Linked DNA regions of Mus musculus: regions 1, 3, 4, 5, 6 and 7 are each linked to region 2. A link is a loop called in an ENCODE intact Hi-C map of the cell type or tissue named here. Cell type or tissue: left cerebral cortex. All regions are shown on one strand.

Region 1 (4,000 bases), 49 kb after region 2:
ATGGTGACCAAGTTATCATCATTTCTAGCAGGTGAATCCGGCCTTGGTTTAGTTTGCAAATAACAATATAAAAAGCTTATCTACGTAGGTGAAGCTAAGCCGGGTGGGAAGAATGGTTGGTTAGGTTCACCATGACTTGTTAGGTTCAAATAAGGACAGAGGTGACTGGTGCTTACTGACGAGGTCTTGCAGCCTCATCAGTGCTCAGCCCAGACTTCAAGAAATAACACAATAGAAACTTGCAACACTTGTAAACCTCCTACTGACACAGGTAGTAAACAATCATTATAGATTCAAATCAAGCCTTAAACGTGGCGTGAACCTGTGTTTGTCTGACTCCAAAGTCTGTCTCCCTGTCTCTCCTTGTCTCTGTCTCTCTCTGTCTTCCCCCCCCCCCACACACACACACCCGTCTTCCTTTTACCCTTAGATGCCACATTACGTGCAATATGAATTTTATCCACTTCCCCCAGTGGCCTATTTAACAAGGCATATAGTGCAATTATCAACTAGATAATTTCCTTAGAGAGGAAAGTTAGGTTGAAGAGAGTAATACCAGTGTTGTAGTTCTTTAAAAACTGTGTATTAAGACTACTTTTTTTTTAAAGTGGTAAACACTAATTCTAATTACAAACTTCCTTGACGTAAATGACAGCAATTAAAACCTGAAAGGTTAATAGTAAATAACACGGAGTGATCCACGTATGGTGGCACACCCCTATATTCCCAGCACTTGGGATGCTGAAACAGGACTGCAATCATACTATGCTACAGGGAAACCACCTGTCTTAAAGAGAAAACAACTTAAGACTGGACTTCATCTTATCTTGTCCACAACATGGGAGTTTTACGCTGTAACTCGGGGTCAAGTGGAAATATTAACATGTTCTTTTTTTCCAAAAGGAGATCCTATTATCAGAAACGGACCGGGACCTGTTAAAGTCTTTAAAGTAACGATGAATATGTAATCAAGTGGTATTTTTGAGCTTGATTTACAAAGCCCGCTTCAGTCTCAAACCTGTTTGCTTTGTTCTTCTTGCAAATGCATTCCCGTTCTCACATAGTTTTCAGAGAACTCGTTCCCCAACTGTAACAGCTCATGTCCTTTTCTGTACGGTCCACTTCCAGCCATGGTTCTTGCTCATTTAGAGCCACTGTTCAATACATTTGGGTTCACCATCTTTTCAAGGGGCTATGAAAGCTGCAGTCTAGAGAGCAACCGCTGTAGGCTAGTCCCGTGGTTTCAACCAGCTGTGTTTTATAAGCCTAAACATGATAAAACTGCATCTCCTCAAGAGGGATACCGGAGACTCAACACTGAAAGAATTGTTCCTGGGTTATGTAACTCTCCTAGAAGCAAAATGCCTCCACCCCACAGAATAACTTATTCCTAAAATCTCGCTCCTTTCTAAAAACGTCTTATTAACTAAAGATCACTTCCAAAAAAATAGACTGCATCAAGAAGCCATTCAATTAGCAATCGGTAGATACAGAATTCGGGTAAAAGTTCCTCTGAAAGATCTGGGACCAAGCAAGGGTCAGTTCGGGTCATAAACAGCCAAGCTCCTTTGGGTCAGGTCTGCGCGCCTGCGGGGCCGGTGACCGGTCCCCGCTAGGCACAAAGTAGGCCGGGGCCCGGGACAAAGCCTTCGGGACACGCACTCTGACCCCCGCACCAGGACCAAGTTCTCCCCTGCGGTCCCATCCCACGGGGGCAGCAGCCTGGCCTGGGCCGAGTGTGTTCGGTGGCGGTGACCGCTCTCCCGGAGTCACCCGAACCCTCTGCGCGGACCCCACACCGGGCCGGCGGTCCCCGCGCCCTCCACTCCCAGCCCTGGACACTCACCATCCTAATACCAGGCCGGTGGTGACGATGAAGCAGGTGAAGACCACCGCTATGTAGAAGAGCGGCGAGTATTCATAGAGCGTTACCAGGAACACTGCGGCCATCGGGGTCTCCTGGGCTCAGCCCAGCCCAGCCCGGCTGGCCCGGACCCGAGCCGGTATGGCGCCCCGGAGCGGACAAACTTTGTAGGTCCTCACTCGCCCAGGCTTCTGGGCAGCTGACAGCCGCGGCCACTGGAGACGGAATGCCAATCACAAGGTTGATAGCAGGTATGCCACGCCCCTCCCTCGTCTGGTCCCGACTACTGGCTACGTAACAGGGAGGGACCAGCTCCGCCCTGCCCTGCGCCCAGGATTGGTGGCCTGAGAGAATTCCGCCAGCCGGGCTCTGTTCTCAAATTCCTAACTGACATCTGGGGCCAAAATTTAAGTTAATGCAGATCCTCAGATACACGAGGTATCCTGGAAACCCTGCAAACCCTAGACAAATTTGGGAATGGGACAAGGGCCGGCATCGGCGCGACGGAATGGTCTACGAAAGGAATGGTCTCGATTTGCGGATTGTCGCGGAAAACCCGAAAAGAGGTCACTACCGCGAGCGATTTTTTGTAACCTTATCAACCTTTGCAAAGTAAGTTTATTCAAAGGAAAATCGGCATACGTACTCCCTCGGCCCTCTTTTTTCTTCTCCAATTAGAATTAGCCAGATCTTTGAAGGTTTTAGTAACTAATTTTTGTTTGTTTATTAGGAGATCTTAGTACAGGAAGTAGCTTAATGTCTGCTTCCTTTCCTCACTCTTGTCATCAGTGCCTCAAAGAAGCCTCCCGGAAGTTTCTCCTAAAACCACTTTTATATTTCTTTTACTTAAGCCCTAATGTGATCCCTAGTTACAGCATAAACAGGAGAAACACCTCCCATCACAAATCCGATCCTGTTACTGAGGAAGAAGGGGAGAGTGGACATTAGGACGCTTAAGGAAAGGTTTCATGCCATGCTCTCAAGTCACCAGGAAATGTGTGCTTCAAAAAGAAGAGTTAGCTTCGTCCAGTGACCTTGACCAAATAGCCTTGTGTTTTCTGGAGTACTGCTATTTAAGCTTGTTTCTATGTAAATTTTCTCATTAGTAGATATTGAATTGTAAAAGTATGTTTATTTAAGCTATGCTTGGTTGTTGGAATGTTTTTTACTACCACATCAAGCACTGCAGTGAGTATCCATAAAGCTAATTTACTTACTTAGGCTAAATCATGGAGGTAGGACTTTATGTATATTTAATTTTTTTTAGAGACTAGAGTCTAGAAATACTGTGTTAGATGCAATCACACCATTGCAGGTAGCCAATCTGAAGGCAATTTTATTACAGTAAAACGAAAAGGGATGTTTATCGTGAAACAAAAACATAAGTTGCAGGTAAAGTAACATTAAATACATAGGAATGACTTTGTCCCCACTCAACCCCCACTGAACCTACAGTAAAGAGATGTAAGATGTAAGCCAACAAGATGGCTAAAGGCACTTGCTACCAGGCCTGACAACCTAACTGGAACCTTCTGGAACCACGTGGTAAAAGGAGAATACAGTTGTCTTCAGACCTCTGCAAGCATGGGCCATAGTAAATATAATGTAATGAAAGAAAAGTAAACATTTCCCAAAGTGTAAAGAAGAGAGGAAGCAAGAAAAGAAAAAAAATAAATAAAGTAATGCTTTGGAAGATACAAATCAGAAAAGAACAATTCACCAATCCAGACACGAGAGCCAGCTCCAAATCAGAAATAAAGGAACGGGAAGCCAGCCTAGCTTATCCTGAGGAACTCTCTAAACAAACAGGAGCGGAGATTTAGCTCAAGTCTTTACCATTTCCTGCTTGGATTTACTACAGCCACTGAAATATGTGTCTAACACAGGACCTGTCCTGTGTACTCTGCACACACAGTGTCCCTTACTGCAGGACCTCTCCTGTGTACTCTGCACACAGTGTCCCTCTCTGCAGGATCTCTCCTGTGTATTCTGCACACACGGTGACCCTCTCTGCAGGACCTGTCCTGTGTACTCTGCACACAGTGTCCCTCACTGCAGGATCTCTCCTGTGTACTCTGCACACAGTGTCCCTCTCTGCAGGACCTCTCCTGTGTACTCTGCACACAGTGTCCCTCA
Region 2 (4,000 bases):
GCCTGCGGGCCGGAGTGTCCTCGCCCTCCGGTCCCAGGCCCAAGGCGATGCGGTTGGGGGCGCACGCCTTACGCAGGGACCGCGGGAGCCCGTATCACGGCTTTCCCAGGCGGCAGGGCGGACCCCGAGGGAAATGCAGATTCCTCCCTTCCGCACACGCCCCCCAAGGACCTCAAAGAAGAAAAGTTAGGTTTAGGGGCTCTATCGTCCCATCTCAGCTCCCGTGGCGAGGCGAGCAGAGACTAAGCGCCGGACCCTCTGGGGGCCGCTCGCTTCCAGCATCTGACACCCAGAACTTCTGGGTAGAAGAGCGAAGCCCCCGGGAAAGGGTCGGAGGAACCACTGGGTGCCTCGCCCGGGACAGCAGAAGGGACGCTCACCTCCACGCAGCTCATCCCTGCGGCTCGGGGCCCTGCGCGCGGGTCCGGGGCCGTAGCAGCAATCAGTGGGGTTGGGGGCGCTCGGAGCGCGGGCTGCGGGCCATGCCGTCGGGGCTGGCGGCGCGCGGAGAGGGCAGCGCTGCGGGTTCGGGGCGCTATCGCTGCCGCCACTGCTGCCTCCAGTGTCGGCTCGCGAAGGACTGAGCCGCCCGGAGCTCCCCACATGCTACTGATTAACATACACCATTACATCATGGGCTTGGCAGGGAGCGCCCGAGCGGGGGGAGAGGAACCCGGGCGGCGGCGGCGGCACGCGGGGGAGTCGGGGGAGGGGGGGAGGATCCCCGGGCCCGGCGGGCGGCGGGTTGGGGGGAGGGACGGATTCCTAAGCCCGGGCCATAGAGGAGGAGGGAGCCAAGTGGGAGGAGCGGAAGAGCGCAGATTGGAAGATCTGCGTAGAGAAACACAGAAGTTTGGGGAAGGGGAGGGGTCCGGGTGAATTCCTCTCGGCTGCCACCCGCGTGTTCTACAACGGCCAGGGCACCGGAGCCTCCGGAGCTGGGACAGGAGTGAATCCCAACGGAGCTGGACTGGAGCGAGAACGGTGCTGCCACCCGCCGCTCGCCCTTGGGAATGTGGCTCCCCAGGTCCAGTGACCCTTTGGCCTGGGACCTGTGGGTGGCTGACTGGTCCCGTGGGTGACTGACTGGTGTAGACCGTAAACACCCGGAGTCACTGTCTCTGGGGGCTTGGACGGATTCCTGGGGTCTGGGACGCATGAAGTAGCAGAGGGCGGCGAAGGGCACAACGCGCAGGGCTAGATGTGTCTGGCCGCGGTGCTCCACGAGGCCCTTGTCTAGGAGAAGCAAGCAGAGCCTGGTCGATCACCCTCAGCCCAAGTCCGGCGCTGGATGCCCTTTATTTTTGCAGTCCTCCATACCCGCCTCAGGCCTCGCTTTCCCGAGAGGAGGAGGCGGACTTCGGGAGCCTGATCTCAAGCTATGCTTGGCGCGCGGCTGTGGCTTGTGGCCTGGAGCTGTGGCCCCAGGCGCCCTGGGCGACGGGGAGGCGTGGCGAGACCACCTGTCAGCACCACGGAGTTTGGGGGACGCGGCTTTCACCTGTGCCTGCAGAGGGCGGGGCCAGAGGCTGGGCCGGGATTTGTCGCTGGAAGCTCTAGGTCGCCTACTATAAAATGCTTGCATGGGTCAATTACCCAAAAGAAGGGTTGACTAAAAATACCCTAAAGCCTAGACATTTCTGCATCTTCTAATGCGAACGGTCACAAAGGGACTGGCCAAAATCCAGCCTGTTTCAGAAGAAACACCGAGCCTTCGAATTTGTTTTCCAGAGACTTGGGAGCATTTATAAACGAGAGCTGGAAAAGCAAACGTGGGTCTGCCCTGCTCTAGCTAGCACAGTTTTAAAGGTAAAGTGTCCAAGGCCTTATTCCTCCACCTTTCAGCTCCCACACTAGCATCTGGATTTCCAATCCTTTCTTCTACCCTGCTCCTCGGATTTCATGTCTGTCTCGTGTAGGTCCTGTCAGTGTGACAACACCTCCCATCTCTTAGGGTAGTGAAAGGGCTTGTGGGGAGGCACAATGTTTTGCCAATGTTTCCATCACAACCGAGTGTGTGAAGTTTTTAAAGTTCATTATTAACCACCTAGGGGAGGTATCCGCATAACTTGATGAATAGTTTGCTCTATTTAGGAAACACTAGTCCCGGAGTCAGTGTTTGACTTTTGATTTTTTTTTAAATTATTATTATCAAAGAAGCAGGACAGCTTTATAGAGTCCCCGCCCCCCCCCAACCCCCAGCTATTCCTTGGTAGTACTTCTGCCAGGAAATGGGGAAGACACTGAGAGATGGGACCACGCGGTGCTAACTCAGCCAAGGTTTTTAGACGTACCCCAATGGACTGTTGTTGTTATTGATAAAGAAAACCAAAGATACACCAATAACGTAATTATTGTCTTCTGCTACTTAAAACAGGGCTAGTAAGGCAGAGGGCCCAGGCAGACGGGAGTAAAGTTGCAAGCAAGGCGACGAAAGAAGATAGTGCCACCTACGGGAGAAGCGTGGTTCTGACGGCAGCCTTTGACCTAGGGACCAGTGTCATACTTAGTTCATCTTTGAAGTCTTGCTGTTCAGCATGATTTTGCATTTTTTGCTTCTCTTGGTGTTTGCTTAGCAAATAATATCCCTGGAAAACAACTAAAATGTTCAGGTGTTTGAACGATGATTGATTCCAAAAGGGTCAGCTCCATACTTACAAGGGCAGAAGAGGATTTCTGACTATTGTTTTATTATAGTAGGTATCCCCGAAGAGCCTACGTTTATGTCATTTCGATGACGCTTCTAGAAGAAGTAAGATAAATTACCAGACAGCCCAGTAAGTAAAGCACCTTTTGCAAGCTTGAGAGACAGTGTGACTCCACAGTGCCCACGTCTACTTCCAGAAGCCTCCCGGAAGCCCGCCTAGCCAAGACAGTGTGCTGCAAAGTTAGAGAAAGACTGTCTTTAAAAATAGGGTGAGAAAAACATAAGACACACAACGTGGGGGTGGGGGGGTGGGGGAGTACCCACATCAGATAAATTTATAGAAGCATTAGAGCTGTCTATTTCATGAATTGGAAAACATTTGCAAATCTCTGCATAAATTATATGGTCACTTTTCACCCAACCATTCAATGAGTATGTATGGGACACTTATTCTGTGCTGGGTCCTCAAGAAGGAATGCTAAAGACAGATGGCAATCTTCATCCAACATGGAAGCTTATATGACAGAGGAGTATTTACCATATAAAGAATTATATGAACGAAATCTACATTCCTCAACGTTTGTAATTATTTAATATATTAAGAAAATATAAATATTCAATATTCATTGTATATGGCATATAAAAATGTGTGATATTACCGTAAGGTGTGATTTCTTCCCTAACAAGGTAGGGCTTCTGAGGATGGTTGTCTTGTTTCTCTCTTTTCTACAATAAGCTTAGAAATGAAAACACAACATGCTGCATGCGCTCACGACTGCCGTCCCCAAGTTAGATGTCCTTAAGACTTGCAGTGATGATGTTCATGTAGAGCGCTGTCCCACAGCCTGAAGGCCCTGCACTGGATTCCTAGCACCACAGAGGAGAAGGGAGCACTGCACTGTAAACCTTAGGTCTGCCCCTCCCAGCAACAGATGCTGAGCCCCTTGGGCTTCTTCCTACCGTCTCTTCCTACGGTCAGGACCCAGGCTCCCCCCCTCAGCTCTTAGCTTCCTTGACAGTCCAGACAACATTTACATTTCAGATTCTTCAGGTTGGCATATAAAGACTAGGTTTTGAGCATTTTCTGCCTCTTTGGGCTCCTTTTCAATAGATCTACTAATTCATTCAACAAGAAGCACTTATCAAATATAGAGCATTATGCTGGTCACAGAGGGATTGGAAGGTAGGAGAAGCAGTGATCTTTTGACTCTCTAACTGAAAGCCCGAAGTGTATTTGTGATATACATGTACAGATGCATACACACACACACTAAACACACACTCACGCATATGCAGTATCAAGTGGGTCATGTTGAGGCAAGATTCAGAGTTGAGAAAGCCCAAAAGAGGCAG
Region 3 (4,000 bases), 120 kb before region 2:
ACCTTGGAACCTTGGTGTTTTCCCTTCCTAGAGGGCTTTCCCCTGAGCCACTGTGTTGCTCCTGTCAGCTCATTGTTGTGCAGATATCATTTTTCTAAGGAAACCTCTCTCATACGAAGTTGCTCACCTCACCCTTTCACCCTGCCCTCGCTCATCCCTGATACTGTTTCACTTTCTCACAGAGCTTAGCCCCGCGTGGCCTGCTGGATGTCTGACAGAAGACAAAACAGTTCAATTTCCAGGTCTTTCCTGAACTGCCTTCATAACATTCTCTTTAGGGTGGACAATTCTGCTGCAGAACAAAGGCATCCTTGGGTACTCTCCCTGGTTGCCACAACACCAATTAAGGTAATCTTCACCAAAAAAAAAAAAAAGATTTGAGAGGGAGAGATAGTAGAGTTAAATGTATTTTAATGCAACTCTTTTGCAAACATCTGTTGAAGAGTGAAAGAAAAGCAATCCCAATGGCATTGTGTCAAGACGGTTTATGTTCGCATGGTGACAGTTTTAATAAAATGTCCTAGGAACAGGGATCCTAAAACTTATGGAAATTGGAGATAGAAACACCATTCCCTTGCTCTTGACAACCACATGACACAATCTTACAGATGCCACTCACGTAGCTGCTAGGGTTGGAAGCCTTTCTGGAGAAAGCACGCTGGGTAAAGGCATGAGTTTCTGCTCTTGCCAATCTTCACCCCTACCCCCACCTGAGCCCAACCCCCTCCACCATGACGGGATGCTCAGAGTCTTTAAAATAACGAATCAGCAATCCTTGGGCTGACTTGATGAAAGACAACAAAAGCTCTTGCTTTGTGATACTGCACGAGCACTGGACACTGTCCCATGGGAAGGCCAAAAATGAGAATTCCGACAGAATGCTCTCTTCAGTGTTCACTGCAGTGTAAGGAGGCCTTAGACAATGCCAAGGCCTAAGTGCTTGGTACTTCCCAGAGAAGAGAGCTGCGGGGAGTATCTTGGAGAACTTAGCAGTTCACAAGAAAGCTTTGATAGCTCCTGCTTGATCACTGGGGCCAACATGGACAGCAGCTAATTCACACACTAGGAACCAACCCTGGCAAGTGTGAGGAGAATTACAGCCAACAGCTCCACCCTGCACCAGAGAGATGTTCTCTAAAATGAGCCCAGATTGTACCTCCACGGGGTCTCACACTTCCTAAACTAAATGGAGTTTCTTAACAGGCAAACGTTTTCATCTGAAGATCTATGAATCTAATGTATTAGTGTGAATGTGTGAGTTTATGCTGTGGGGTGTAGCTGTGTAAATACTGTCATCAAGAAAGAGCACACTGATATTCCCAAAGCATGCATAGCGAAGGTGCTGACGGTGAGGTTTATATGTTATGCATTTCGGCATAAAATCTGAAGCATTACACATCTAAGTCACCTATGGAGAAGAAATGAATGATTTTTTTATTGAGGTAAGCTATTTGAATCTCTGTTGCAGATTAACTATGCATTGCCTTATGAAAGAAAGTCTGGATTAACCAAGAACAGAGTTGGGTGAGCCTGGAAGGCATCTATTTGTGCTGTACCAGCACAGCCCTGTAGAGGGAGTTAGAGGTGCACCTCCCTTCCTGGTCCACTCCCAAGCTATTACCCTGGGAATTTATGCAGAGGCAAGCAGTAAAAGCAGGTTTGCATCACCTGCTACGAGTGCTGCAGGCTCACTCAGGTTAGTAGGTTTGGTGATGAGGCCAGGTTTCACCTTTTTTTTTTTTAATTTTATTTTTTAACGAGAAGGGGAACTACCTCTAAACGCTGAAGTCTTGAGGTCAGAGAGCAGCAAGGACAGCAGGGAAGGTGACGGTAAAGAATGGAATGACTGTGGCCGTGTCCCCCACCCCCTTTGGGGCCCAGAACTAAGCAGGGCTATAGATCAATGGCTAGAGCAGAGCTAGTTGGACTGACCAGGTAGGGACCTTTTGCTTTAGTTAACTTGGTGAGAAACTGCAGAACACAACTGAGGCCATGCATAGGCAGAGTGTGACTCATGCTTCCTGAAGTCAAGGATGCTGTCTAGAATTCTATAAGAAAGGACAAGACCTAAGGGGGAAGGAAAGCCACAGGGAACTAGGAAGGACAGAGGGTGAAGAAAAGGCCCAGGGCAGCAGGGTCCAGACATGAGTGAGCTTTCAATAGCCCAGGTCCAGCAGACCCACATGCTGTGTATGCTCTGAGCTGCCCCAGCTCACTGCTGAGAGGGGAGACCTGGGTGGGGGGGCTTCTTCCAGGACAGAAGTCTATTGGTGGTCATGGGGGAAGGCAGGTGCACTTCTATGTCCAGGGGCTTTAGAAATTCGCCGACTGGCCCTCATCTTTACCTCCAGGTCTTGGGGACAAAGTCCTGTGAGGAGAAAGACAATGCAAAGCTCTATCCTCACTGGTCCTGAGCTGAGGAGGACAGCAGCAGTGTCACTTTGTTTTAATGGCTCTTACACAGCCACCTTTAGACAAGGATGTACCTGTTAGTCTATCTATCTACTACTTATCTTTAGTCTCCGTCAAGGTATTCGGCCTGGCACTAGGACCTGCCCTTTTCAATAAAATTGGTAGAGAGGCTGGTGAAGGTGCTTGAAACCATCGAAATGTCTTTAATGGGAATGATTTGGGGGGGGGGAGCAGACTAGGAGTAGAGAGGCACTCGGAGAAGGACTCCATCTTTGCAACCAAAGGCATTGCTGTAAAAAGCAGTGACTTTCTGATGTAGAAGATCCCCAGCCAGCATCCAACACACTCCTTGGCAAGAAGCAGAACCCACTGGAATCTGGGTTTATTGTCAGTGTTCTAGTGGAGATGGCCACCAGCCGCTAAAATCCTATAAAAGAGACCTCTGTTTTTGACATTAGATACTCTCTGTTGGAAATGTGCCTCATATATATCCAGATTCTCCCCGTCCTCTCTTCTGCTCCTTCCGTCATCTGTGGCATCAGCTGAAGAGTCTGCCTTCCACCCCCAATCTCATTTTTTCAGTTTAGCCCTCATGCCTTTGAGCCCCATCACTGACATGGCAACATCATTCTCTCTAGTCATAGCCCTGCCTCACGAGCAGTCCGCTACTCCCTTCCCTAAGCTGACCATACAGTCTTGGTTAACGGCATGGGTTGAGAGATACGCATAACATGTTCTGTGACAGCTGACTGACAAGAGTCTATTCTTTCTCCTCAGATACCCCTCCCCCTCAGACAGTAAAGCTCAGGGTCAACAGAAGAAACCAAGCTGGAGCTTCAATGACAAATGGGGACCAGAAGAAGACAGAACCAGCCTTTCCCTGCAAACGTGCTCCCAGCAGCTCGATACCAGCTCCCCCTAAGTCAGAGAGACACGCAACAGATCGCTGTACCACGGACCATGGATCAGTACTGCCCCCGTTCCTCATACAGAAACACAGGTGAGGTTGAGTCACCAGGGGGACGGCATTCAGGACCCTAGTTTTAAGTGCCCAAGCTGTGCTCTAGGGACACCCTCTGGAGGCATCCATTTCCAAGAGCTACTTGGTGGGAGGTGGGGTGGGACAGAGGAAGATGGTTCACAAAGCACAGCACAGTATCATCTGGGCTCGAATCCCCACTGAGCTGTATGCGCTTGGGAGAAGGACTGGCCCAAAAGGTCTAAGAGCTGCTTCAGGGCAGGAGGCCCTGTGTCTGGGAACTCATGAGCCTGTGTTTGACCAGCTTTCCAGATGACTGAGATGTGGGCTTAATTATGTTTGAGAACCACTGACAGGAGGGACCAAGAGAATTGAGAATCTTAGTCTCCATGTTCTCACATTATAATCCCCAGGGGAAGCTAGTATGAAGCCAGGCGAGAAAGGGTGAATTAGGAAGAATTGCTTCAAGAGTGGCGTGGACCTTTCTCTCTCTCTCTCTCTCTCTCTCTCTCTCTCTCTCTCTCTCTCTCTCTCTCTCTCTCTCTCGTGGAGTTTAAAACAATAAACAAGCCATCGAAATGTCACAATATTTCTAAGGCAGGGCCGGCC
Region 4 (4,000 bases), 380 kb before region 2:
TGTGTCTTTAGTGTCCCTTCATGGTCACTACATGTTATCGTGGAAATTGGGGTTCCCTTTTGTGGGTTCTAAGTCTTAATAAAAGAATTTAAAATGGACTTAGACGGAGGCTTGAGAACGATTTTAATAGAGTGTAAGGGGAAAACAATAGAAGGCAAGCTGAAATTCCCACTAGTTGCTGAAAGGAAAAAAAGAGTTGTGTCTTTAAATTAGGCACGGAGGTCAGCAAGCAGCTGTAAAACGTGTGTGGGGGGTACCAGGAGAAGGGGTGCTTCCTGAGAAACTGAGAAAGTCCAGAGTGTCAGGGAAAGGTCACCTAGTCTTTTAGCCAGAATCTGAAAAGGAGGTGAACAGTTACATTTATTTATTTTTTATTAAAAAAGCAGACAGATTTAGCAGGGCCGCATAGTGATAGCACCTTAAGTAGCTGCCTGTGTGCGGTGTTCATTTATATTATATGTCTATCCCCCTAATCCTGACCAGAGCACAAAGCATTTAACATAAATGTACTTGTTAATCATTCTTACATCATAGGTTTGTGCTTACTTGTCAGAGGTTATACATGTCTTTAGGGATCTGGATGGGTTGTGGCTGACTGTAATCCCAGCACTTGGTGGGTAGGCAGAAGGATCAGAAATTTCAGGTCAGCCTCAGCAACAGAGTAAGTTTGAGGCCAATAAGGGATATTTGAGACAGTGTTTCAAAAAACCAAAACCGTAAAATGTTTGTCTTTGGGGATCAAGGCTGTACATTTATGTGCAAAGTACAAGGTTTATCTCCAACACTACATGAACAGCAACAGAAAAAGAGCAGCCTTTTGCCTAATTGTTTTTTTCTAAGTGATTTCCTAATATAATACATTGTAATTGAATTTTTCAAGGTATCTAGTAGAGTGGAAAAGGACTACAATGATCTTTTTGATGGAGATGATACAAGTAGTGCTGGCGATTTTCTAAACGACAATGCGGTTGAGATCCCTTCTTTTTCAAAGGGCATTATAAATGAGGATGACGATAATGATGACATCATGCTGGCTGCAGATCATGACTTGGGAGACGATGAAAACTCAGTTGGTATGACCTTGACTTTGTGCATGTGACAGTCCCCTTGCTGATTAGTTTTCCAAATGTTATTAAAAACTCATAGATGGCTTAATTAGCGTCTAGAGGTACATTCTAAACCCTATGTTAAAAATATTTCAAATCACCAATCTAACAAACTCTTTAACAAACTATAAAAGAAGCTTATACTCCAAGAAAAAGGAAGTAATAGAGGTTAGCTCAATTAAATCGGAAATGGAAAAGTTAGAGAGAGGGCTAGGATAGAGGTGCTTATGTCCAGCCTCATAACCTGTATTTGGGTCCCAGATCCCACCAGGTAGCAAGAGAGAACTCACTTTATAGGTTATTCTCTGACCCCCTCACATGTGCCATACGATGTGTACATCTGCACTCCAAGATGCACGAAACTAAATTTAAGACAAAAAACCCCAAAAAAACATGGCTTGTCAGGTAAGTGTCTGACATTAATCTGACAACTGGAGTTCAGTGTCAGGGACCCACAGGTACACAACAGACACTTTTACCATCAGGCCATCTCCACAGCCCACATCTTTATGGAAATTGTGATTTGTGCATGCATGTGTGTGTGTGTGTGTGTGTGTGTGTGTATACATGTACAGTGGCATCACACACCCAGCACACATGTACACAAGTGCAGCAGCGTCACACACTAGGCACACATGTACGCAGCATACATGGAGTTAGTTTTCTCTGTCCAGCTCTACACGGATTCTGAGGACCAAACTCAGGTTATCAGATTGGCAAAGCCTTAATTGCTGCGTCTCCTCACTGGTCCACCCAGAACTTTAAAAAACAAAAAACAAAAAACAATCTTTATAAAAGTCAGGATTGGTAAAACGAGTGTTTTACTGTAAGTGGGTGGTAACTGACAGTGCAGTGACTACGTAAAGCCCGGTGTCCTTGCCTACATTAGTGTAAGGCACCATCTGCTCCGCCTGTCAGGACTTGTGCATCATCACTGCGTTCTTTGAGCGTGGAGGCCCTGGTGGAAGAGGCTAGTAGTGTGCCAGCTATCGCTAAGACCAGGGAGGAGCATCACTGTAGAACTCCATAATGCTGTTCTTTTTCTAGGCTGTTAGTTTTATGATTGTCTTACAATCCTTTGTGTTGTAGATGTTACAATGCTAAAAGCTGATCTTTCTCACAAAGAGGAAGGGGACGATGATCAGGCACGAAGTATTCACAACCTCCCCCTTATAAGACCCCAAAGGCCATTTTATGATGGGCCCATGCCAACCCCACGACAAAAGCCCTTCCAGTCAAGTTCAACGCCCTTGCATCTCTCTCACAGATTCATGGTGAGCCTTCATCTACACCCACCTTTTAAAAAATACTTCAGCATTCTTTCTTCCCTACAGTTTATTGGATAGATTAAAAAATAATTTTAAAAACCGTGCTTAAGTGGCTTAGAGCATTTAGTTGATCATAATTTTATGGTAGGTTTATTTCATGGTTAGCTAAAATTTTTAATCTTCTTTCAGTATTATTGAAAATTTTGTTATTTCTATTTTGCAAGATGAAATAATATAAAAATATGACTATATATCTTGTATGTAATACTTGTTGGCATATTCCCAACCTTATTTCTCAGAATCTCACTAAGTAGCCTAGAACTCACTATGCAGACCAGAGACCTCAGATTTGTGACACCTTTCTGCCCCTGCCTCCTGAGTGACGGTATTATAGATAATGTACCCTCATACTTGGCTCTTTTTTTAATATAAAATACTATTTGGATTTTAAAACATAAGAAGATGTGATAAGTACTATAAAAAAGAAGAGCTCTTTAAACTCCCTCCAGGAGGGTAAGGCCCATTAGAACAGAGAGTGTTCCTTTTTAAAGAACTAGTCTCTTAGGGGCTTAGCAGTTTTGGGCACTAGCTACATTCAATTCGCAACACCCACATGGCAGCTCACAACTGTTATTCCAGTCCCAGAGAATCAGATGTCCTCTTCTGGTGCCTCCACAGTGGTACATGCAGATAAAACACCCACATACTTTAAACTAAAAAACTTTTAAAGCAAAAACGAAAACCTAATATCTTAGCGTTTTAAACAAGGCACAACACTATAGGTGTTAAATATATATATATAATTTTGTTTATTGTTATATGTAAGTACACTGTATCTGTCTTCAGACACACCAGAAGAGAGCATCAGATCTCTTTTTACTGATGGTTGTGAGCCACCATGTGGTTGCTGGAATTTGAACTCAGGACCTTCAGAAGAGCAGTCGGTGCTCTTACCCACTGAGCCATCTCTCCAGCCCTAAGTGTGTTTCTTGAGTTGATGAATGAACATAGTAGCTTTTTGCTTCCAGTTTGAGAGCTTGCAAAATTTGGTATGTTATTTGCAAGTTATTTTATGTTTTTCATTCTGCAAATTTTGTTAGATGTTTTTATTGAAGACATATTTCTGGCATAAAATATGAAGAGTGGTTTTTCATAATAAAACTTTATTGTTAAGAATCCTCATCAAGTAATATAATAGATCTAAGTATCACTATTATATTTATAGCTATGTTTAACGTTGGGCCCTTCTGGTGTTGGTGGGCACCAGCTGTGCACGTAGTGCGTATACTACATATATGCAGGCAAAATGACACACACAGATTGAAAAGAAAGAAAGGAGGCAGGCAGACAGATAGACAGGCAGATACACAGACAAGGATCCCGTGAGCCTATAGTGTACATCAGTGAAAATTAAATTTGCCAAATGTTAATAATGTTGTTTTACAATTTATATATTTATCGTCTGACAAACCAGTTATCTGAACAGAAAAATTTACTGTTGTCATTTACATCTCTATTTGTGTAGAATCTTAGAGTTTGAGGTATTTGGAAGAATTTAAGGTTTTAGTTATTGAAAGGCCAATTATAAGTGCTTTATTAGTTATATTACTAATGTAATTTTTAAAA
Region 5 (4,000 bases), 210 kb before region 2:
CATGGTTTAAAAAAGGAAAGGCTTTCGGCAGCTCTAAAGAATGTGTGGTGACAGTTGAGGCTCAGCACTTTCCGGCTGGGTCACCAGGGCGTCTATTCTGGCATCCCAGCCTCCATTCTGCGTCAAGGGAGAGAGAGAGAGAGAGAGAGAGAGAGAGAGAGAGAGAGAGAGAGAGAGAGAGAAGGGAGCGAGTTAGCCAGGCCCTACCTGGTTGCTGGAACATCAGCATGTTTTGTGGGGAAGTATGCACGGGCAGCGAGCGGGTCTTCTGGACGGAGCTGTGGGTGCGGCTGGGCATGCTGTTGCTGCCCCCAGGGTTGGCAAACCAGAGGTTCTAGGGAGGGACATACAAGAGGGGGGCATTAGTCCAGACCCTGTGGGGATGTGGGGAGGCAGAGCCCCAGCTGGAACTCGGGAGACAGGTATCCCAGGACAGTTTTGGAAAGGCCCATGCTACCCGCCATGGACTTACTGAGAGATGGCTGAGACTGTCCCATTTGAGGCTCATTCACAGGCCTCGCTTTAAGTTTGAGCCACCTTCCCCTCTCCCCATCTCCAAAAGTGTTTTTACTCCATATATTTCTTAAAGGGAGTATGTGTGTGTGTGTGTGGGGGGGTTGTCTTAGAAATACTTGTAGCAAACAGTATAATGAGTTTAAGGCTCTTATTTGAATTTCTTTTTGAGAGTCCCCAAATTTACTCCACACTGAGGAGAAAAGAAAGAGTCAGTACTGGCAACAGGCCTGTATATCATGCAGCTCGTGTGTCCTGTAGTGACCTTGCCTAGAACTGATATCAGGGCTTCTCAGACATGCCCTTCCCATTGGGAGGGACTGCCACCAGCCTCCTCCTGGTGAAGCCTTTCTGTTTTAAAGACAACCTCTCATCAGGCCTGCTTGTATGTTCCCAGGCCCAGGCCAACCTCTATTGCCTCAGGGGGCTGAGGGAATGAACATTTAGGGAAAGGCAAGGTTGGGCTCAGGGGGGCAGAGAGGTCACTGTCAATCTCACAGCAAGGGACAGCCTCCCAAACAATCCTGTGGACTCACCATTGCAGCCGGGACTGTGAGGAAAAAGTCAAAGGAAGCTTATTAAATGCCCACCCAGACCTGGAAGGTGATGGGGTATGTTGGGGGGGGGGCAAAGATCAAGCAGAAGTAGCCCTTGCATGCCTGTCTACAAGGGTCCCAGAGATAAATGTAGCACTAGCTTTCCCAAGCAGCAGACATGAGTTTTTCCGTCTCCAGGGAAACAACGCAAACAGTGATTACCTGACAAGCATAGGCTCAGCTATCTCCTGGTTTAGATTCCCCTGGGGTCTTATCTTTCCATGCAGGAGACTGTCTGGGTTGGAGACATCTTAAAGCCTCAGTCCCTGAGCTTGGTCAACCTCCCTGCTCCCCAGAGCAGAACAAACCTGTCTTCCTTGTTTCATGATGGTGGGGTTGGCAGCGGTGTGGCGCTGGTTGGAGCTGACAAATCCACTGGTGCCCAGGAGACCAAGGCGGGCGGAAGGGACATTCCGAGATGCGATCTGGTACTGTCGTGGGTTCCGTCTGCCCATGCCGCTGCCCACAGAGCTGGCTGTTGGGAGGGAGTTGGACTGCCCAAAGCCACGACTGTGAGAGCAAAGAGAAGAGATCCAGAGGTTCTGGCTCCAGCCCTACATAGCCCAGGCTGCCAGTGGGGTCTCTTGGGGACTGACAAGAGGTTTGGGGGTGCCAATAATAGGCTATGAATCAAACTGTACCTAGTATCTAAAAGCAACAGCACATGCTAAATGTTGGCGCATGCACACTACTCTTAACCCACAAGACAGCCCTATGAAGTAGGCTTCCTAATCTTCACTGCTAGAAAAACTCAGAAAGCTTGAGGATTTTGCTATCGACACACAACCAGCAGGGGGCAGCACTCAAATATGAACCCAAAAGGGGAGCTCAAAGAGTCCCCTGCCTTCTATTCTTGTCTAGTCCAACCTGTGGGTCTGTGCATGAGGCCATGGTGCCTTTCAAGAAGCCACAAAGCAAAATAGTAGGGTCAGTATCTGGATCTGATTCCGTTCTGGTGCGCCTTCCATGATGGCGTGGTTCATTGCTGATCAGGTTGTCTGTAAGCAGTCTTAGATGGAGGACCCGATTGAAATATAAGCTCTGTTAGAAAGGACTGTATGTGTCTTCTTCAGCCCCTTATGTCCCAGGCCCGAGGCACGGAGTCAGAATTTTGCAGAGTAAATGCTGTTTGATATTTCTCCAACTGGGAGGTCACTGCGGTGTGTGGATGACTCCATACACACCTAGGATAGTCCAGTCTCTTCGTTCCCCAGGTCTTTCCTGCAGGGCGGCCCTCACCAGGGCTGGCAAGGCTCCGCTTTTCGGGTCCACGCAGGAGGCTGCTCCCAGCGGGGTCGGATGAGCTCAGCGGAGAAGCCTCCACCAGCCCCGGGCTTCTGGAACCGGACACATTCTTTCCAAGGGAGTCAGGCAGCTTTAGTTATTCAGGAGGGTGAAGGAGGTCTGCGTGGCGGGCAACGGCCACTAGATGGAGCAGAGTCGCTTGGTTGCTAAACTGGGGAGTTTTCGCCAAGCTTACCAGAAGACCCTGCAGATGAGCTGATTTAGCTTAGCCAGTGGAGGTCCAGGGGGCCATTCACAGCAGGTACTTCCTGCGCCAGAGATGGTTGTGTGTGAGTGCGGGGCGGGGGGAGGGGAGGTGGCGTCTGAGGTGGCAATGCAAAAGTTCCCGAGTTCCTAAATGTCTTAGGGAGAGAAGGTTCCAGGCTTTTGAGGCCAAGAAGGGTGTTGTAGAACCCATTCAGAAGAAGAGGTTCTTCTCTTGGGTTCTTGGTCTCTCTGTTTATCTTATCTTCCCTTTCCTCATTGAAAACTGAAAATTAGCGTGAGGCCATTCCATGCAATCAGAGACCCCAGGGAGGTAACTTGTAAAAGTGGCAGCAAGTGTGGGGGGGGAATGGGGGGGGATTTCCGCTTTCAGCTGTTAAGAACAGGTCCTCTGGCTTCTGAAGTCAGAATTTGGGCCACCTGGCAGATAGATGATCAGTATCTGCTAAGACTCCCCCCACCCCTTACTTGGTGTGAATAGATTTTTCTCACTTCCCTCTTTGGCTGGATTTTTAGAAGGCTATTTCTATATGCAAAACAGTAGTGGATGAGTGTTGCCTTAAAATGATCTGTTCTTCCACGAAAGCAACACTGTAGCTTGTAAAAAAATTTTTTTTTGAGACAGGGTCTAACTATGTAACACAAGCTAGCCTCAAACTGCCTTCCCGCCTCAACCACCCAAGTGCTGGGACTACTCAAGAAAATCAGACCTGGATCAAGACTGTATTTTCTAGCCACATCAAGGCCAGAAGGCTCTGTTAGGGCAGTCGGTGAAGAAAAGGAGAACCCTGACATTCCCAAGAGTTAGGACTCAGCTGTTTGGGAGAAGGAGTAAAGCCCAGAGTATTCCGGGGTCTGGGAGGTGGTGGTGGTGGTGGTGGTGGTGGTGGTGGTGGTTACAGTATAGCGGAGGCAGAATTTTGAGAGGCCTTCTTCTTCCTGATGGTGGAGTCTAGCTGTGGTGTCCTCAAAAGGTTATTTTTACAAAGCCAGGTTTTTCTAGAGTTGCTGCCGCTGACAGTGGGATTGAACTCTGAGGTCAGTTAGGACCACTCAGCTTAAGGAAATAATTATGTTTCCCAAGAAAGAACAAATGCCAAATTAAAGTCCCACTCTTGGCCCCTCCTCCATCCTGCCTCCTACCCCCGAGCTTGTCTGCCTCACCTTCTCTGCTTTTCTGAGTCTAACTGATGTCCTTTCCTTGAAACGCATGAAAAGACTTTGATAAAAATAACATTAATAAGAAGCAATTAATTTGGGATTTGTGAGATAATTTAAAGCAGGGGCTTGCCTGCGGTTACTTTTTTATGGGAGAAATGGTTTCTCAAAATAAATTAACAGTGTGAAAATATCCCAGAGGTGATGCGAAGAGCAGAATGTGT
Region 6 (4,000 bases), 310 kb before region 2:
AGTCAGGGGGATTGGATCTCTTGGAGCTGGTTGTGAGCTGCCTGAGGAAGGTGCTGGGAGCTGGGAAGAGAAGCAAGTGCTCTTAACTGCCGAGCCATTACTCTAGCACCCCTCTTGTCAGTGGTTGGTTTGCCAAGGACCAGTTCTTGGCAGAGTACACACTGTCCGGCTAGAGGGTGTAGCTAGCTGCCCTAGTCCTCTTGCTGATCACCAAATTCAGGGTAATGAAAGAAAACAAGCTTCCCCTAGTCATTGTGAAAGATAAGGTCAGAGCAGGTTAAAACAGCAGAGCAGCGATCTGGCAGCTCACAAATATTATTATCTCCCTAGGCATAGGGGACTCCGGTGAGTGCCATGCACCATAACTCATGCCTTGAGAGAGGCCAGAGGGTTTTCTAGAGTGGCAGGTGTGTGTGTTGTATACATTTTAAACGACTGAACAATTTTCAAGTCACAACTTCTCCAGTCTTTAAAGCAGGAGAGAGGCAGGGCTCATGCTTTTAATCCCACCGTTTGGAAGTGTGAGGCAGGCAGATCATTTGAATTAAAGGCCTTCCTGGTGGTCGACATAGAGAACTCCAGGCCAGACAGAGCTGCACTGTGAGACTTGGTCTCAAAAAGTAAAACAAAGCACAACAAAAGAATGACACCCAGCACTTGGGAGGCAGAGGCAGGTGGATTTCTGAGTTCGAGGCCAACCTGGTCTACAAAGTGAGCTCCAGGACAGCCAGGGCTATACAGAGAAACCCTGTCTCGAAAAAACAAAAAAAAAAAACAAAAAAAAAAAAAACAAAAAAAAGAATGACTCCAGTAGAAGTATAAACAAGGATGGGGGTGAGGGTGTGTGGGACAACGACTCGTGAGCCCTCACCCTAGACAAAGAGCCACAGGTGACCGAGGAATGCTTAGACTGAGGTAATCTTCCCTAGGACAGAGAACACCAATACCAGATTAGCCCCGAAAATGTATACACACAAGAGACATTAACCAGACTGAGCAAGTTGTATTTATATATTTAGAAACACACATACATACATACATAAGAACTGTTAAAAAAAGAGACTGAATGTAAAAGAGAACAAGGTGTGGGGGGGGGCGGGGTGAAGGTATTTGGGAAGGTTTGGAAGGAAGAAAGGGAAAACAGACAGGAAATTATTGTAATCTCGGAAAAAAAAAAGCTAAAAAGAAAAAAAATATTTAAAAAAGAGCACAAGGTTGCTTATCACCAGAATATTTGCTCCACCCTGCCTGCCCCAGCAAGGTCACCTGTTAGTTAGCTCATCTTTCTCAGGGCAACTAGACCACAGCATTTTTGCGAACACGCCCCCTTTTCCGGTGGAAAGTGAGGGAGAATCGGTGTTTCTATCTCGGAGGTTCCAGCTCCCCGGATTCTTGGCTTTTTGTAGACTCAGTTCTTCCTTTTATAAGTCGAGGGGGTCTAACCAGAAGCTTGTCTTGTGTAACTGCGGGGGTTTAGGGGCCACCCAGGAGGGCGGGGCTCAGGGGCGGGGAGAGATCCATGACGCAAGAGGCTCCGGCCAATGAAAATATCTCGCGGCGCCGGCCGAGTCGCCCTGCCATAAAAAGAGAGGCGCGGCGGGGCTCCCCAGCCGGCGACTGCCCTAGACTCCGAGAGTGTCCCTAGGTGCTGAGCCCCAGTCCGGGTGACGGCCACAGGTTACGGCCGCCGGCTAAGCTGAGCCGCAGCGCTTGTTAGCACCCTAGGGTGTCTCGGGAGCGGTCGCGCCGGGTCCATGGAGAAGCCGCGGGGAGTCAGGTGCACCAATGGGTTCTCCGAGCGGGAGCTGCCGCGGCCCGGGGCCAGCCCGCCTGCCGAGAAGTCCCGGCCGCCCGAGGCCAAGGGCGCACAGCCGGCCGACGCCTGGAAGGCAGGGCGGCACCGCAGCGAGGAGGAAAACCAGGTGAACCTCCCCAAACTGGCGGCCGCTTACTCGTCCATTCTGCTCTCGCTGGGCGAGGACCCCCAGCGGCAGGGGCTGCTCAAGACGCCCTGGAGGGCGGCCACCGCCATGCAGTACTTCACCAAGGGATACCAGGAGACCATCTCAGGTCCGTGCGTGCGCCGGGGTGTGCTGGGCGCCAGGAGGCGGCTTCAGGAAGCGTGGGCAGCTCCGGGAACTTTCCCGAGTTGCTTCACTTTTGGCGCAGGGAGCCAAGTTGTCAGGTCCCGGTCCCAGCTGTGGCCCCAGAGCCTCCACCTGGCGGAGGCGAGGGTCCCTCCTGGCTGGCACTCAGGGCTCTGGGGAGGGTGAATGCATAGCCACTACACTGAACTCCGGGGCGGGAAGGGATGTGAGACCCTCTTACCCCAGCGCTCAGAACGCGATTAGGCACGTGCAGCATCCACCGTTCCCCCCCCCCCCCGCAAGGATCCCGTGGACACTTGTTGATGGGACGCGTCTTGCTTTTGGGTGAAGCCAGGTTTCCGTTACACCCCGTGAGCCAAGTAAAGTTAGGTACTTGTAATGGGGTAGGGAACTTCAGAGAACTGGAATTTGCATCCAACTACTCTAGCTTAGGACTTTACACCAAAATTTGGCACAATTCTGGATTCGGACTTCCTAGCAGTTTGAGGTGTGGACTTTTCTTGAGCTAGCATTATTGCTGAAAGTCTTTAATGTTTGCTCCCTCAAAGAATAAAGGGACACTCCACCCCACCCCCGCGCTGATACTCTGATGGTTGAAGTTCACTGGACCTGGGATTCCGTGCTTTTGCCCTCCTAGCCACCCACCTCCACCCCCGCCGCCTAAAATCCACAGTCTGAGCCTGCTGGCATCAAGTCTTTCCCAGCCAGTGACGAGGCAGTTGCTGTGGGTACAGAGGCAGGGTGAAGAGGAAGTGGAAAGCAGGGCCTTGCTGCCTATTTGGTTAAGCAGTGTTGGCCTTTATAAAAAAGAAGCTCTGGTTCCTTTGGCTGAGTTCAAAGGCCTCATTTCCAGTTTACATCTGGGCATCTCTGTGACGTGTGTCTTTGCCTCCACCATTACACACGGAAAAAACAAAAAACCAAAAACAAACCACACTGCTTTGAAAGGTAGTAATCCTGTCTGTTCCTGAAGGCATTGAGAGCATGGGGACCCGTCCTAGAAAGAACAATTATTTCTGCCAAACCTTCCTCGACCTCAAAGGAAGGGTGGGAGATCAGAGCCTGAGAAGGGTGGGGCCCCAAAGGAAACGAAACTACTTCCTAATAATTCGAGGAAGTGGGCCCAGATCTAGTTCTGAGTCTGAGTTTCACCATTTTACACTTATTTGATGATGAAAGTTTGGATCTCAAAAGCAGAGTTTGAAAATGCAAAAACTGAAGAACAAATAGTCACTGAGATTTTTTTTCTGAGAGTTCAATATCTGGGAGTGTTAGTGTGTTTGACTGTCCAGGGTGTAACCAGGAGGAGTGTCTTGACAGAGCCTTGTTCACTCTGCCTCTTTTAGACGTAAAAGGTGGTCCTCACTGGCATCCTTCAGCTGAGCCCCTCCCTCCTGCCCATCTCATTACTCCCAGGGAGAGGAGCTTCTAGCCTGCTTTGAGAATGATTGTCACAGGCTTACTCAGGAGCTGAGATTCAGCTAAAGGAGTCTAAGGACTCCAAAGCAGCCCCCACTCCAATTTATTCATAGGAAGTCCATTGACCTAGAGACAGGATTTGTCTGTCAGCTGAGAAGACAGGGCTAGTGAGTGACAGCTTAATGGCTATGGAGTTTCCTTTTCTAGTGATAGAAATTAGACAGAGGTGCTAGTTACATAGCATCGTGATTACTGCTGAACTGTATGCTTTACAAACGGTTAAGATGAAGAATTTTATAGATATTCTACCACAATAAAAGTCATTGATTATTTGAACATTTTTTTGATTGCCATCAATTGAGTGTGTGTGTGTGTATGTGTATGTTTCCGAGACAGGGTTTCTCTGTGTATCCCTGGCTGTCCTGGAACTCACTTTGTAGACCAGGCTGGCCTCGAACTCAGAAATCTGCCTG
Region 7 (4,000 bases), 89 kb before region 2:
CAAAAAGAAAGAGGTGTCGATCTGTGAGTTTATATACCAGCGACATCTCAGAAATTAGAACTCAGCAGAGTTCATTGAGTGAGGGGGGTTTTAGAACAAAGGCCCTTCTAGAATCCTTCTCCAAGAGCCATGTTCTTCATAAAGGAATTGGGACACCTGAACCGTGACAGTACTGAAGGGCTTTGAGAGAAACCCGGCAGTGATATGGCCTTCGTACTTTGCATACTAAATTGACAGAGTTCACTGTTTCTCACACTAACCTCTGGGACTCTCGAGAGAACCAAGTGCAATATCCCAACCACTGTTTGTGGGGTATGGGCTAAGTCCCTGGGTGTTGATTCATGGTCCAGGCAAAGGAAGAGCTCTGGAGCAAGCAAGCACAAAGCACACAATTCCCTCAGATTTAACACGATGGCCCTGATAAGAATGCATGGAGACTTCCAGGAGGGAAGATGCTAGCCTCTAGGACCCGTGAGGTACACTGAGTCATGAGGCTTTGAGTGGCATCTTTGGCTGTGACTCATTTTGAACACAATCCATGCTGGTGGTCCCATCAGTCTTCAAGCAGCTGAGGAAGGCCAAGCATAGCAAAGTTACTTCATGATATGGAACAAATGCTACCATGTACCTGGGTGATAAAAAGGCCTGAGAAACCTTTGTCAAATACCAAGAGTCAGCCATGCTGAACAACAACCATGAAAAGTCTTCTTTTTGCATCACAGTCAGGTACAGGTTGTGGTCCTGGATATCAGGTACCATTGATCTTGACTGGTTTCTTGTTCCTGATGTCAAAGACTCACAAGTACCTCAGTAGACTAGCACCCCCAACTTAAAGGTATGCAAACTGAGCCTCAAAGAAGGCAAGCTACTTGGACAAAGTAACTCTGTTTTATGCACCAGTCTGTGCAGAGGTGCGCAGTCAGTCACCACCTAGGTGGCACTTAGCTTTACTTGTCATCTTGACATATCTAGAATTATCTGAAAAGATAATCTCAATAAAGGGCTCTCTATATCGGGTTAGCCTGTTGATATGTCTATTGGTGATTGTCTTAATTTAATTGATGTGGGAAGACACTGCCCAATGTGGGTGGTACCATTCCCTAGGCAATGGGGCCTAAACTGTTTAAGAGTAGAGAAGTGAGCTAGACACAAGCAAACGAGTGCGCACACAAACATTTAATCCTTCTACTCATGACTGTGGCTGTGAGCAGCTGCTCAAAGTTCCTGCATTGACTTCCCTCTGTGATGGAGCTGGAACTCAGAGATCTGCTTGCCTCTGCTGTTGGAGTGCTGGAAATAAAGGTGTGCATCACCATATCCAGCTCTCAGATGTGATTCTTGAGATGGTCACTTGCTTTGTACGGGTGACCTGTCTCACTAGAGCAGCTGCCCCTCAGGAAGGAGCCCAAAAGTCATTTTGTGTGGGCTACATCATTGCAGAAACTACACAGGTACCTAAGTCTTAGCAGGAAGTAAGCTCAACCCCAGCAGTGGTTTGTGACATTACTCAGCAGCAAACACCAGCTACAAAGCTATACAGAGCAGTAAGTAGTTCCAGCCATCTTGCTGCTCCTCATCAGAAACCACGCATCCGTCTGCCTCTTCTCCTGGCAATGAACCAACAAGTCAGGCACACAGCCAATCACATTGCTCCCTCTAGCTACCCAGGAAAGTGGAAGGGATTCAGTGGAAGAAGCCTGTGTTTAAAGGGATGAGCATTCAGCAGAGTGGTGAGCAAAACAAACAAACAACCTTTAAGGCATGAATGGCAGCAAGACAGAAGGAAAACTTTGGTGGGCCATCGACTGTAATTCCTCATTATACCACAGATAGGTGGTGGGTGGATTTGGTTGCTGCAGTGGCTGACATGCCTGGACTGTCTTAATGGTCAATGTTAAATGCAGTTTGTCACTGTAAGATTAGGGGGAAGCCGAAAGGGGATCATAGTGAAAGTGCCAGAAGTATCTAAAGATGGGATGCAGGGGTCACGTTCCTCCAGAAGGTGTCCTGAATACCAGTCAAGTTGCCATTGATTTCCACCATAAAGTCATTGCTAAGTTGTTCTAGGGGAAATGAAGGAAAGGCTGGTTACTCGCTGCCTTGCCCTTCGGGGGTGGCAGAATATGGGGAAGGCACACAGAAGCCCACTTCTACCTCTGTCTTAGACATCAGCCATGTCTGTACCTCACCGTCCCTGTGTCCGGGAGAGGTTCATACACAGTGTGTTAGGACTCACAGGGCTTCTGCTACCACCTCATAAGCCAAAGACCAAACTCAAGGGGCAAAGGCCTGAGAATGGTGAAGAGAAGCCTGGCCAGGAGCGCACACCACACACCACCTCTGTCCAAAGGCGTGGCCTGGGGAGAGACACTTTTGAAAGCTTCACGTCAATGTGTTCCTCCCCCTTATGAAACCAGAAGAAAATGCAACCAGGTAAAAACAGCTGAGGAGGGACGCCATCATCTACTGACAAGTGGAGGGCAGTGTATAGAAACGAAAGGTAGTGGAGAGCTGAGTTCAATGATGAGGAAACTTCAAAAGACCAGATTTGCTCTCTTCTTCTAGTCTCTCTCTGCACATGTGTCCTTTCTCTCTTTCTCCTCTCCCCGACCCCTCCCAATGGTGACTCCCCCTGGCCTCAATCCTCGGGACCAGTGAAATCACCTAAGAACAGCTTCCCAATAAACATGCTATAGACAGACAGACAGACAGACAGACAGACAGACAGACAGATAGACAGATAGAACTCTAAGCCAGGTTTGGTGGCACAGGCCTATCTTCCCAGCCCTGATGAGGTGGAGTTGGGATTAGGAACTAAGACTAGTCTTGAGTACACAGTAAATTCTAGGACAGCCTAGGATACAAGAGACCCTGCTTCCAAAAACAAATAAGCCAAGCCAAAACAAACGAAACCAAAGTTTATGGCCCGCTTTGCCTGTCTGAATCTTAGTCACTCTCCAATTCCACCACAAACTAACTGGACCCTATTGTAGTTATAGTCAGTATTGATCATTTAAAGTCAAACACTCTTGAAAGTACTTGACTACAGGCTGGGAGTGGCTCAGAGCAAACATAGGATCCTGGCTTTGATTGCCAATGCTAGTAAAGAAAAATAAATAAATAAACAAAGAAACGAAGGAAGATCGTGATGGAATAGAGGACTCAGTAGCATGGGGCTATGGAGGTGCTGAGCTAGGATTTACCCCAGGCACTCTGGCCCTGTGACTATCCAAGAGACTTAACAATGGCATCACCTGCAGGCTCTGACTGCTCATGTGCCAGCGGTTGGAGCTTCAATATGCACAGTGCCTCCTTCACTCATCTCTCTGGAAGTCGCTGTGGCAGGGACTTCTGGAATCTTTTTCTACTGATATTCAAGCATTTTCTCTTATGTTTTCTCAAAACTTGTGATATGACCATGTTTTTAATATTTTTAATATCTTAATATCCTAGTATCTCAAGATAAAAGTTAACATTGCATCGAGACTATTCAATTAAAAATATGATTAAAACTGTTTTTAGATTTATTTTTGTTTAGTAATATTTTGCTTGCATGTGTATATGTGTACCACATGCATGTCTGGTCTGAGGCCAGAATAGGGCAATCAGACCCCCTGGAACTGGAGTTACAGATGGTTGTGAGCCACCATGTGGCTGCTGGGAACCAAACCAGGGTTCTCTATAAGAGCAATAAGTGCTCTGATCTGCTGATCCATCTCTTCAGGGCCCCTGAAGAGATTTGTTTGTTTCTTTCCAGGTTTTTGTTTGTTTTTTACCAAACTCTGGTAGTGTTTGCCTTCAGTCTCAGTACTTGAAGGCAAAGACCAGCCTCTGTTAGCTGGGAGTTAACCTGGTCTCTACAGTGAGTTCTAAGCCAGCCAGGTATAGATAGTATGATCCTGTTTCAAAAATTAAAAACATAAGATATGAAAACTGAAAACAGCAAATGCTCCCAAAACATGGTTTTGATTTTGTTAGCTCCTAAAATCCCACAGTATGC

The links. Peaks named below come from ENCODE experiments on the same cell type or tissue, not always from the same donor. Only the 100,000 strongest peaks of a DNase experiment are listed, where the experiment ranks them.
Region 1: it touches region 2 in a loop (5-fold over the local background); 7 of 42 quality-filtered maps call a loop at or near these places.
Region 3: a loop joins it to region 2, with 5 times the contacts of the local background. A loop is called at or near these places in 23 of 42 quality-filtered maps.
Region 4: a loop joins it to region 2, with 3 times the contacts of the local background. A loop is called at or near these places in 16 of 42 quality-filtered maps.
Region 5: it touches region 2 in a loop (6-fold over the local background); 34 of 42 quality-filtered maps call a loop at or near these places.
Region 6: it touches region 2 in a loop (3-fold over the local background); 13 of 42 quality-filtered maps call a loop at or near these places.
Region 7: it touches region 2 in a loop (2.2-fold over the local background); 6 of 42 quality-filtered maps call a loop at or near these places.

Annotation. Positions count from the first base shown.
Region 1 is chr14:46,830,226-46,834,225 of GRCm38, reverse strand. It overlaps Cgrrf1 (cell growth regulator with ring finger domain 1), which reads right to left and starts at 2,092. Exons shown (of 6, transcript NM_026832.4): 1 at 1,847-2,092. The coding sequence starts at 1,950. In left cerebral cortex, CTCF peaks have their summits at 1,833 and 2,033; DNase peaks (open chromatin) are centred at 1,328, 1,526 and 2,107; H3K4me3 peaks cover 2,222 bases; H3K27ac peaks cover 1,466 bases.
Region 2 is chr14:46,879,549-46,883,548 of GRCm38, reverse strand. Samd4 (sterile alpha motif domain containing 4) reads right to left here and starts at 584. Exons shown (of 13, transcript NM_001037221.2): 1 at 381-584. Gm34934 (a long non-coding RNA gene) reads left to right here and starts at 750. Exons shown (of 2, transcript XR_383407.3): 1 at 750-1,809; 2 at 2,378-4,000. In left cerebral cortex, CTCF peaks have their summits at 991 and 2,462 (motif pointing left); DNase peaks (open chromatin) are centred at 1,370, 1,677, 2,442, 2,787 and 2 more places; H3K4me3 peaks cover 1,553 bases; H3K27ac peaks cover 1,559 bases.
Region 3 is chr14:47,001,947-47,005,946 of GRCm38, reverse strand. All of the region lies in intron 2 of Samd4 (sterile alpha motif domain containing 4), which reads right to left. It overlaps Gm52121 (a long non-coding RNA gene), which reads left to right. Exons shown (of 3, transcript XR_003951145.1): 1 at 1-348; 2 at 3,190-3,412. Among named protein-coding and RNA genes, the nearest start is that of Gm52121, 4.2 kb to the left of the region's middle. In left cerebral cortex, a CTCF peak has its summit at 1,568 (motif pointing right); a DNase peak (open chromatin) is centred at 1,587.
Region 4 is chr14:47,264,054-47,268,053 of GRCm38, reverse strand. It overlaps Wdhd1 (WD repeat and HMG-box DNA binding protein 1), which reads left to right. Exons shown (of 25, transcript NM_001360532.1): 10 at 881-1,073; 11 at 2,196-2,380. Among named protein-coding and RNA genes, the nearest start is that of Gm24378, 4.9 kb to the left of the region's middle. In left cerebral cortex, a CTCF peak has its summit at 2,041; DNase peaks (open chromatin) are centred at 2,013 and 2,993.
Region 5 is chr14:47,085,378-47,089,377 of GRCm38, reverse strand. It overlaps Samd4 (sterile alpha motif domain containing 4), which reads right to left. Exons shown (of 13, transcript NM_001037221.2): 10 at 1,418-1,619; 11 at 208-334. Among named protein-coding and RNA genes, the nearest start is that of Gm10371, 29 kb to the left of the region's middle. In left cerebral cortex, CTCF peaks have their summits at 1,889 (motif pointing right) and 2,525 (motif pointing right); DNase peaks (open chromatin) are centred at 1,914 and 2,502; H3K4me3 peaks cover 612 bases.
Region 6 is chr14:47,187,022-47,191,021 of GRCm38, reverse strand. It overlaps Gch1 (GTP cyclohydrolase 1), which reads left to right and starts at 1,609. Exons shown (of 6, transcript NM_008102.4): 1 at 1,609-2,070. The coding sequence starts at 1,755. In left cerebral cortex, a CTCF peak has its summit at 2,024; DNase peaks (open chromatin) are centred at 1,556, 2,059 and 2,776; H3K4me3 peaks cover 1,621 bases; H3K27ac peaks cover 1,223 bases.
Region 7 is chr14:46,968,481-46,972,480 of GRCm38, reverse strand. All of the region lies in intron 2 of Samd4 (sterile alpha motif domain containing 4), which reads right to left. Among named protein-coding and RNA genes, the nearest start is that of Mir378c, 16 kb to the right of the region's middle. In left cerebral cortex, no CTCF peak of the experiment used is centred here; a DNase peak (open chromatin) is centred at 1,629.